2 separate regions of the Mus musculus genome follow, and region 2 is linked to region 1. Evidence: chromatin contacts called from ENCODE POLR2A ChIA-PET data. All regions are on one chromosome and are shown on one strand. Each heading gives the region's core, a stretch centred on a gene start or an enhancer-like site at or near the end of the contact. The rest is flanking DNA. Distances are from core to core; before and after follow the strand shown. Region 1 holds the start of Stx4a (syntaxin 4A (placental)). Region 2 holds the start of Kat8 (K(lysine) acetyltransferase 8).

Region 1 (4,969 bases), core at 662-3,161:
GACACCCCAGAAGAGGGTGTCAGATCTCATTACAGATGATTGTGAGCTACCATGTGGTTGTTGGGATTTGAACTCAGGACCTCAGGAAGAGCAGTTAGTGCTCTTAACCATTGAGCCATCTCTCCAGCCCTAAAGATTTTATTCATTTAATGTATATGAGTACACTGTTGCTATCTTCAGACACACCAGAAGAGGGCATCAGATCCCATGACAGATGGTTGTGAGCCACCATGTGGTTGCTGGGAATTGAACTCAGGACCTCTGGAAGAGCAGTCAGTGCTCTCAACCTCTTAACCGCTGAGCCCTACAATTTGCAGTCTTGATGACCTTCCCAGTCCTTTGCAGTCACCCCTAGTTCAGAGATGGGAGACCAAGGTCCAAAGACAAACATGACTCTCCAAAAGTCCATAGCAACTCAGAAATCTAGGCTTCTCGCCCAGAACCAGAAAGGGACTGACTATTGTTTCTTTTGATGAACTTTCAGGTATTCAAATACCCATTTTTAGCTGTTCTGACACCTGCTGAGGGACTTTGGGGGGTGCGGGGGGGGGGGAAGCTTCTATACAATAGAAGTTCCACAGGGCACAGGACTTTGGTCTGTTGGTCCTTGATATGTCGCTAGCCCATATCAGTATCTATTCCCTAGTATGTATGTGTCCAATAAATCTATCAAGTGAATGTATTTCTGGAGGGTCAAAGCTGGGGAAATGAAGTCGGGCAGTGGTGGTGCACGCCTTTAATCCCAGCACTCCGGAGGCAGAGGCAGGCGGATTTCTGAGTTCGAGGCCAGCCTGGTCTACAGAGTGAGTTCCAGGACAGCTAGGGCTACACAGAGAAACCCTGTCTCGAAAAACAAACAAACAAACAAACAAACAAACAAACAAATCTGGGGAAATGGCACCGTGAGAGAAGCGTAAAGAAGATCAGGAAGCCACGGGCTTTAGTTTCAAATACAGGAAAGGCTACTATTCGGATCAAATCTTCTATGCAGGACTGCTATGTGGCAGCTACCGAATTTGGTGTTGGGGATTCCGTTAAAGAAAAGCAAGTCATGCTGAGACGTCAGCTGTAAGGCAGGGCTGCGGAGGTAACAGTACATTTTTCTCAGTCTGAGCTGCTCTGGAATTGTCGTGCTGCTCAGAAGGTAGCGAGCTCAGCGGGACTGCAATGCTCACTCGGGGCATAGGCCGCCCACCTGTCAGAGGCTGTGCCAGGAGGACGCGGGGGAGCAGCGGGGGGAGCGCCACCTTGGCTGAGGTCACTTCCCACCCCCAGATTCTCTGCCTACAAAACCCTGCAATTCCCTGACGCTGGAGACTCGGGTCTTATTATTTCCTGATTTCCAAGGTCTCATGATACTGACAGCCCCAAATGCAAGTCTTCACTTTGCCCACGCCCGAGGACCCAAAATTAAAACAACAAAAAAGTGAATTCTACAGAGCATCCTTAGTAGGTGGCTGAGAGTAGGCAGTGTACCCTTCCCCACCTCGAAGAAGCTGTTGGGGCACAGCTCAGACGCTGGGGTGTCGGGGACGTCGCGAGACTGAAGCCCGAGACGTCGCTGACAGGCCGGAACACATGACTGGCGGTCGGGCGTGCAGCCCGCGGAGCTGGGCCCGGCCTGTCACGTGATGAGGGGGCGCCATGGGGTGATGTGAGATACGAGGCTCTCAGACTGCGTGCAAATGACGCATTCCCAACCCTTTGGGCAACTAGATCTCGGCTCCAATATGAGATGTTCCGGTAGTGGGGGGGGGGGGAGCAGCGGGGCGGGCTCTGGACTCAGGCAGCCTCGCTTCCGTTCGGCTGCCACTGCTTCCGACCTCCGCCTTTCCCTCTAGCGAGGACGAGCCGAGCCCTCGCGCGCATGCTCGGAGTCATCCCCCGAGGGGCGGGGCGGCAGCTGCGGGAGCAGGATGGGGGGAAGAGAAGGGAATTCCAACCTGTAGAACTTTGGGGGTCCTATGATCGGGTTCTTCCCCACGACTGTGGATGGTGAAAGGGGTGGGGCCTTTGGCGGCTCCGGGGTGTACTGGAGTTCGCTGGGTGAGGGAGGGGGTGTCAAGTGTGAGAGAGGTGCAGGACTTCCAAATTTAGAACCTTGAGGCCCTTTGGGCTCGGGTCCAGGGCACTCCGACCACCATGCGCGACAGGACCCACGAGTTGAGGCAGGTGAGAAACCGGGATGGTGAGGACACCCTGGAGTGAGGAGAAGCGGGGCCGGGCGGGCGCGCTGGAGTGAGGACTCCTGGTTTTGGGTCCCGGGCGGGTGGCTGATGGCCAGGAAGGAAAATCCCGGAAGCCCATGGTTCCTGCGGGGCGAGAACCGCAGCGAGCAACTGTCGCCAATGACTCCGGCCCTGGCAGGGGGATAACATCTCAGACGATGAAGATGAGGTTCGAGTCGCGCTGGTGGTGCACTCAGGTGCTGCCCGGTTGGGCAGCCCGGACGACGAGTTCTTCCAGAAGGTAAGGGTCAGGAGAACCGAGGAGTAGGGCGGACTAGAGTGACACTTAAGTCTTCAGCCCTCTTGGTGATCCTTCCTAGGTGCAGACAATTCGGCAGACTATGGCCAAACTGGAGAGTAAAGTCCGGGAGTTGGAGAAACAGCAGGTCACCATCCTGGCCACGCCTCTTCCCGAGGAGAGTAAGCGAAACCTAGGGCTCACGCACGCCAGCCCGGTGGACTATGGGGGATGTAGTTTTATTCAGGTGATGGCCAGGATGGGTTTGGTTTTGGTTTGTGGGAGAGGCTGTGATTTAGAAGTGTTGGCTTTCTCGTTTAGGCATGAAGCAGGGCCTGCAGAACCTGCGAGAGGAGATCAAACAGCTGGGGAGAGAGGTCCGGGCGCAGCTAAAAGGTGAATGAATTTCAAGGGTCTCAGCCATATCTTTCCCTTTGATTCAGCCCAGTTGCTGGTGTATCTAGTTGTTGTATACAGTCAAGTGATAGATCCAGGTCACACAGCAGACTTGGGTCTAGGATCTCTGTCCCATGGCATCAAAGCCATGGTACTTTGCAGAGCACATTATGGCCTCTCAGATTCCTTTATTATTATTTTAAGTTTAAATTCAAAATTACTTACTGCTCTCATCCTTTCAGGCCAGTGTGTATTCTTTGGGCAAGCAGATGAGAGGTTCCTCCACGCTTGTGGGAACCCACTGGTGTAATTCAAAGAAAAACATATCTCAGAAATTCAGAATTCGCCCCCTTCTCCTCTCCCTTCTCTCTTCTCACCTACTCCTCCACCTCTTCCTCCTATATAGACCAGGATGGCCTCAAATGCACGGAGATCCATCTTTCTCTGCCTCTTGAGTGCTGAGATTAAATTAAAAGCTCGCTCCTTCTTTTTTCTTCTCCTCCTCCTCCATTATGCATTACTACCAGAAGGCATTCCTGTTCATAGTCACTATGTAATAAAAATGTTAGAAAACAAGAAACTCCTTACTACGTAGCTGGAATGTAGATGTGGCCCTGATCTGGTCTCCAATCACTTTTTAAAAATTCACTTAAAATATTTTATTATATGGCTTACACTTTTATTAATGGGTTTGTGTGTGTTCAATATGTAGATCAGGCTAACCTCCAACAGAATGCAGCTGGTCTCCCAAACAATGTTTGTAAGTCTCAGGAGGAACCCCTCTTCCCATCCATCCTTGTGTCTCTCCCACAGCCATAGAGCCCCAGAAGGAGGAAGCTGATGAGAATTACAACTCAGTCAACACAAGGATGAAGAAAACCCAGGTGGGTTGTACTTTCCTAGGACCAAGGGATTTCATTCATTGTTTCTTAGGTTCCTGCATGGTGACTTAGAGGCCCTTGATTCTAGGATCTCTGTCCTGATGCTTTTCCATATAAAAAAGCTTATGCTCAAGAGAGGAAGAACTGGGTGCAGGCAGAGAACCAAATCTCCAAATGCTGAATCCATTAGAACCCCCTGCCTCCTCCAGTCAAAGAGAATTGGCTGTGTCAGACATGACTTAGGCCTGGCTGTGAGACACATACTTTCCCAAGCCTGAGACGGGGAGTTTGGACTGAATAGGGGACAAAGACATTTCTCATGTAGGACTTAGTGCCTTATCATTCTACTCAAGGGAAGAAGAACTAGAAATAAAAACAAGCAGGGTTGGAAAGACGGCACCGAGGTTAGGAGCAGTGGCTGCTCTTCCTTCCAGAGGACATCCTTGGCCCCATAGATAGAGTTCAGAGATGAAAGAGTGGCAGAATGAAGGATGTGAGAGGACCCTGTTGCACTGTGGTAGTGGCACGGTGACACCGAGGTACACGAGCAAACCTGCAGTCTACACGGCAACACTGACATTCACCAAGCCTTCAACACATGCACACTGAGTGCTTGTACACCCTCTGAACTAACCATTCTACCCTTGAGACTTAGGTCCTATAGGGCCAGACAGTCACCAAATAAGGAAATTATTTTCACTTTTCCTTACTGAGACAGGGTCTCACTAACCAGCTCTCGCTGGCCTGGAGCTCACTACATAGGTAAGGCTGCCCTCAAACTCAGATCTACTTGTATCTGTCTCCCCAATGCTAGGATCAAGGTATAGGACACCACACTGGGCTTACATCATTTCATAATCTAATAATGAGTATTAGGAGACAAAACAGCATAAAACGAGGGAACGTACTGACGGAGTGAGGCATGTAATTTAAACAATGGGAAGGGGGTGAACTGTGGTAGGGTGTGTGCTGAGCATGCTTGAGACCCTGTTTTCACTCGACAGTGATACAGAAAGCTGTAGGTTTTCTGTGAACGTGTGTGAATGAGTGCACGCGCACACCACAGTGCTCATGTTGAGGTCAAAGTGATGAGTTTTCACCTTTCCTCTTGCCAAGGTTGGGTCTGTCTGTGACTGCTCTGTACTGTGCCCCTCTTGCCTCTGCTTCCCAGCTCACCTTAGACATGCTGGCATCACAGAACCGCACGCACCACCACATCTGGCTTT
Region 2 (5,486 bases), core at 642-3,141, 71 kb after region 1:
TTCGAGGCCAGCCTGGTCTACAGAGTGAGTTCCAGGACAGCCAGGGTTATACAGAGGAGCCCTGTCTCGAAAAACCAAAAAAAAAAAAAAAAAAAAAAAAGAAACCTTATGAAAACTGATCACCAAATTATGAATCAAAGAACTTTCAGAGAATGTCTAAATGAGATGTTTATCCAGCCCTACTCTGACTCAACACACTGTTGTGTGCTACTGTAAAAGTTACCAGTGCATGCTGGGTACGTAAAACCATGTGGCAGGAGCCAGTCAGTCTCAACAATAGAGCGTGAGAAAAGGAGCTTTATTCCAGTAAGCCAGCTAAGGAGGAACTGGCTGGCATTATCATCCCTAAAAAACAAAGGTCTTACAGTGCTGCTTCTTTTCATCGACTAGTTCGCCCACAACGCAGTTCCTAAAGTAGTATGCACTGGGCAAGCTATTAAAGGTGTCCGGTGCCCCAATACAGTAATTAAGGAAAACACGTGTGTGTGTGTGTGTGTGTGTGTGTGTGTGTGTGTAGAAAGGTGAAGTTAAACAGCAAATTAGACATGTGTTACTCCAATTCATCTACCAATAAGTTTACCTTGAATGCTGCTATATAGCTTATATAAAGCTATGACTTAACCATATGTATATATGGTTTAACCTTTACTGAGTCTCAGAGAATTGGTATTCTGTACTTGGAGGAGTGTCACTACAGATTCTCCAGGCACTGTCTCCCTGCTCAAACCCTTCTTGGCTGGAGATGTTCAGTGGTAGTGTTTGCCTAACATTAATGAAGCTTCGGGTACAATCTCTAGCAGTGCATGAACCTGGTGTGGTGCCATCCTAACCTCAACATTTGAAAGGTGGAGGTTAGACAACCACTCAAGGTTCTCCCTGGCCACGCTCGAGGTTTTTTGTTTTTGTTTTTCAAAGATTTATTTATTTATTATATGTAAATACATGTACACTGTAGCTGTTTTTAGACACTCCAGAAGAGGGTGTCACATCTTGTTATGGATGGTTGTGAGCCACCATGGGGTCTTAACTCGGGACCTTCATAAGAGCAGTCAGTGCTCTTAACTGCTGAGCCATCTCTCCAGCCCCGCTACATGAAATTCTTAAGAGAAAAGAAGTTGCCGGGCAGTGGTGGTGCAGGCCTTTAATTCCAGCACATGGGAGGCAGGGGCAGGCAGATTTCTGGTCTACAGAGTGAGTTCCAGGACAACCAAGGCTACACAGCGAAACCCGGTCTTGAAAAAAAAAGAGAGAGAAAGAGTGAGTAAGTTTATTTTGAAGGTAGTTTATTTGGCACACCTGTTCTTTTCCTGTCTCAACTGGTTTTTGCTCCCACCCTGAGCGAGAGACGCAAATATAGAGTGGGTAGCATATAAAAAGCCCTGGGTTTTGGCCCCAAGCATCCCATAAAACTTAATTCAGTGATAGAGTACAACTGTAATCCCCAGGATACTGCTGCACGTTCAATGAATTTCAGGCTAGCCTCTGAGAACCTTTCTCAAGAAATAGGAATGCTCGCCTTTAATCCCAGCATTCGGGAACCCAAGGCAGGAGGAGCTAGGTCAGCAAGTGTGTAGGCAGCCCGGGCTATGTCACAACAAACAACTCCACAAAAATAGCTAAGTCCGGGTGTGGCGGTGCACGTCTTTAAATACCAGGACTCAAAAGGCAGAAGCAGGTGGATCTCGAGGCCAGTATGGTCTACATAGCGAGTTCCAGGTCAGTTAGGACTGTAATTAGACCCTGTCTCAAGTTGGGCCAATTTTTAGCAACAACAGCCACACGCAGTACGCACAAAACAAAACCTTGCCACGTCACAACCTCCCCACCTCCAACACGCAAGACTATGCCCGCCCCCACTGATCCGGAAATAAAAGCGGCTCTCTGGCCGGTCACTTCCGGCACAGCAATGGCGGCACAGGGAGCTACAGCTGCAGTTGCTGCAACAACTTCAGGAACTGTAGGGGAGGGAGAGCCCGGCCCGGGGGAAAATGCAGCAGTCGAGGGGCCTGCCCGGTCCCCGGGCCGGGTCTCTCCGCCGACTCCGGCGCGTGGCGAACCAGAAGTCACCGTGGAGATCGGAGAAACGTACCTGTGCCGGCGGCCGGATAGCACCTGGCGTGAGGGCGGGGCCCAGGGCCTAGGGGCGGGATTTAGGGAATGGGCATGGCCTAGGAATGGGCGCTCTGTGGGGCTGGGAGTCTTGGGGCCAGGGTGGTGACTCAGGTAAGAAGGCGGGATTTCGGGAGCTGAGAAGCCCACTTTGTAATTGGAGGTTGGAGTCAGGCCATGCTTGTTTTCACCTGTAAAGCCACCAGTCAGCTGAATACAGAGTTGGCCTGTGAACATTCACTCTGGTTCGATTTCAGGCTTCATTTTTTTTTTTTTTTGCTATATCTGTTCCTTCATTGGTGTTTTGTTGTCTGTCTTTACATTTCTCTTGCCCCCTCATCGCCAGCAAAGAGGACAGCCCAGTTCCTAAAAACACGTTTCCTTATCTTCCTTATCTTTTCTTCCTTTTCTTTCCCTCTTCAAAATAAACCTCAAGCTGCTGGCTTCAAAATAAACTCCGAGCTGAGATGGCTCAGGACATAAAGGTATTTGTCACCAAGTCTGGTGATTTGAGTTCTGTCCCCAGGACCCACATGGTAGAAGGAGACAATGATTCTTACTGTTTGCCCTCAGAATCCATATAAGAGTATCCCCCACCCCCTAATACGATAAATACATCTAATTTAAACGAATAAATGTCGGTCATGGTGGCATACACCTTTAATCCCAGCCCTGGGAAGGCTGTGAGTTTGAGGCCAGCCTGGTCTGCATAGCAAGTTCCAGAAGAGCCAGGACTACATAGAGAGACCTTGTCTCAAAACATAATTAAACTCCTTAGACTGGGTTTGTTTGTTTTTTGTTTTGTTTTTTGTTTTTTCGAGACAGGGTTTCTCTGTGTAGCCCTGGCTGTCCTGGAACTCACTCTGTAGACCAGGCTGGCCTCGAACTCAGAAGAAATCCGCCTGCCTCTGCCTCCCAAGTGCTGGGATTAAAGGTGTCTGAGACCTTTCCAGTTTCTAGGCACTTCTAGTAAGGGCTATTGCCAGACCAATCTTGCTCTGCCCGCCAAAACTATGTGTTTATGTGCCTTTTATCACCTGCTCTTGCTATAAGTAATCTCATGTCTTCCTGGCTAGCTCTTACTCATCTCTTAATTTTTGTTTTTTAAAAAGTTATTTATTTATTTTTTATTATTATTTTTAAAATTTATTTATTTATTACATGTAAGTACACTGTAGCTGTCCTCAGACTCTCCAGAAGAGGGAGTCAGATCTCATTCTGGGTGGTTGTGAGCCACCATGTGGTTGCTGGGATTTGAACTTCAGACCTTCGGAAAAGCAGTCGGGTGTCTTACCCACTGAGCCATCTCACCAGCCCCTATTTATTTATTATATGTAAGTACACTGTAGCTGTCTTCAGACACCCCAGAAGAGGGTCTCAGATCTCATTACAGATGGTTATGAGCCACCATGTGGTTGCTGGGATTTGAACTCGGGACCTGCGGAAGAGCAGTCAATGCTCTTAACTACTGAGCCATCTCTCTCGCCCCTAGTCTCTCTTTTTTTTTTATTATTTTTTTTATTTTATTTATTTATTATATGTAAGTACACTGTAGTTGTCTTCAGATACACCAGAAGAGGGCATCAGATCTCATTAAGGGTGGTTGTGAGCCACCATGTGGTTGCTGGGATTTGAACTTCGGACCTTTGAAAGAGCAGTCGGGTGCCCTTACCCACTGAGCCATCTCACCAGCCCCCCTAGTCTCTTTATCTCCTGTGGTGATCCCATTCTAGACCCCTTCAGGCAAAGTCAGTTGCTTGCATGGTCTGGCACGTTTTTCTTTTTCGTACCTCAGCCATACTGGGTTTTTTTGTTTGTTTGTTTTTTGTTTTTTCGAGACAGGGTTTCTCTGTGTAGCCCTGGCTGTCCTGGAACTCACTCTGTAGACCAGGCTGGCCTCGAACTCAGAAGAAATCCGCCTGCCTCTGCCTCCCAAGTGCTGGGATTAAAGGTGTGCGCCACCACACCCGGCAGCCATACTGTTAAAATTATCTGCCTTTCTCTGTCAATGGGAAAACACTAGAGAACAAGATCTCTTGTGATTCCTCACTGTATCTTCTCACTGTGGCCAGCATTACATAGTGGAGCGCCAGACGAGCATTAATTTCTAGACATCTCTGCATCTGTCCCTGTGCTACAGACTAAAGCATGGTCACCCTTTTAGGTATTCTCCAGATGAAGGAACTAAAGCTCAGAAAGTCAAACCATGGGGCTACAGTCATTTAGGAAATGTGAAGGAAGCTTAAACTGTCTTAATCCCCAGCCAGCTCTCATGGCCCCCAAATGAGTGAATGAGCACTGACTTTGGAGGTAGTCTTAAACATGCTTAAATACCAGGTTTTCTCAGTTTTCAAATCTCTGGTCCTCTGTAACACCCCCTGTACCTCCCCCAAGTCCTAACCTGGCTCACCTTACAGGGTAAATGGCAGGTGTGGACAGATGGATCTGGAAATTACCCCTCAGATCCCCCCCCCTTTTTTTTTTTCTTGACAGATTCAGCAGAAGTGATCCAGTCTCGAGTGAATGACCAGGAAGGCCGAGAAGAATTCTATGTTCACTATGTGGGCTGTGAGTGCCTGGGGCCCTGGGGCCTGGGTGGAAGGAGGGAGGCAGTCAGTCAGTCCCTCACGGTGCGTCCTAACAGTTAACAGGCGACTGGACGAATGGGTGGACAAGAACCGACTCGCACTGACCAAGACAGTGAAGGATGCCGTGCAGAAGAACTCTGAGAAATACCTGAGTGAGCTGGCCGAGCAGCCAGAGCGCAAGATCACTCGAAACCAAAAGCGAAAGCATGATGAGATCAACCATGTGCAGAAGGTCCTGGCCCCTCCCTTCTCAGGACCATCACAACAAAGCCATAGCAACTCCCATGTGAAAGCTGGTAGTATGCCAGGGTTTTTCTCTCGTTTATTCACATATGAAAAAATCCTCAGCTTATAGAGAGAAGAGGGTTGTTCTCTCACAGTAAGGAAACGGTACAGTTAGGACTGGAACTCAAACTTGAAGTCCAAAGGGAAGGAAAGAAACTAAAATTACGTCATTTCCTCTGCTATCCATCCCCACGCCGAGCACTGGACGATCTCATCCAAGCCTCCCTGGCCTTTATCACCACGGGGCAAATCCTTGGTTTTGTGTATGAGGAGGCAGGCTCCGAGAGGTTAAGCTCAAGCTTCTTGGCTTGAAAGCCAGAGTATTAGGTTTAATCTACTTCACCTGCTATTGCAGAGCATCTCAATATCCAGAGGGAGCACAGGCCGGTCTAGAAGTCTTGGTAGGATTTACATTGTCTTAGGGGCCAGGCCCTACCTGACACATCCTACAGAGGTATCCAAAATAAGGAATCTTTGAAAAGCAGAAACAAAGTATGTGTGTTA

The links. ChIA-PET counts read pairs that join two places held with the same protein, here RNA polymerase II (POLR2A).
Region 2: POLR2A ChIA-PET joins it to region 1 with 20 read pairs in Patski. The contact joins the promoter of Kat8 here to the promoter of Stx4a in region 1. POLR2A ChIA-PET finds 5 or more read pairs at or near these places in 3 of 5 experiments (Patski and embryonic stem cell).

What each region holds. Positions count from the first base shown.
Region 1 is chr7:127,839,897-127,844,865 of GRCm38, forward strand. It overlaps Stx4a (syntaxin 4A (placental)), which reads left to right and starts at 1,912. Exons shown (of 11, transcript NM_009294.3): 1 at 1,912-2,172; 2 at 2,368-2,469; 3 at 2,549-2,648; 4 at 2,788-2,862; 5 at 3,676-3,746. The coding sequence starts at 2,143.
Region 2 is chr7:127,910,626-127,916,111 of GRCm38, forward strand. Kat8 (K(lysine) acetyltransferase 8) reads left to right here and starts at 1,892. Exons shown (of 11, transcript NM_026370.2): 1 at 1,892-2,117; 2 at 4,603-4,677; 3 at 4,754-4,929. The coding sequence starts at 1,907.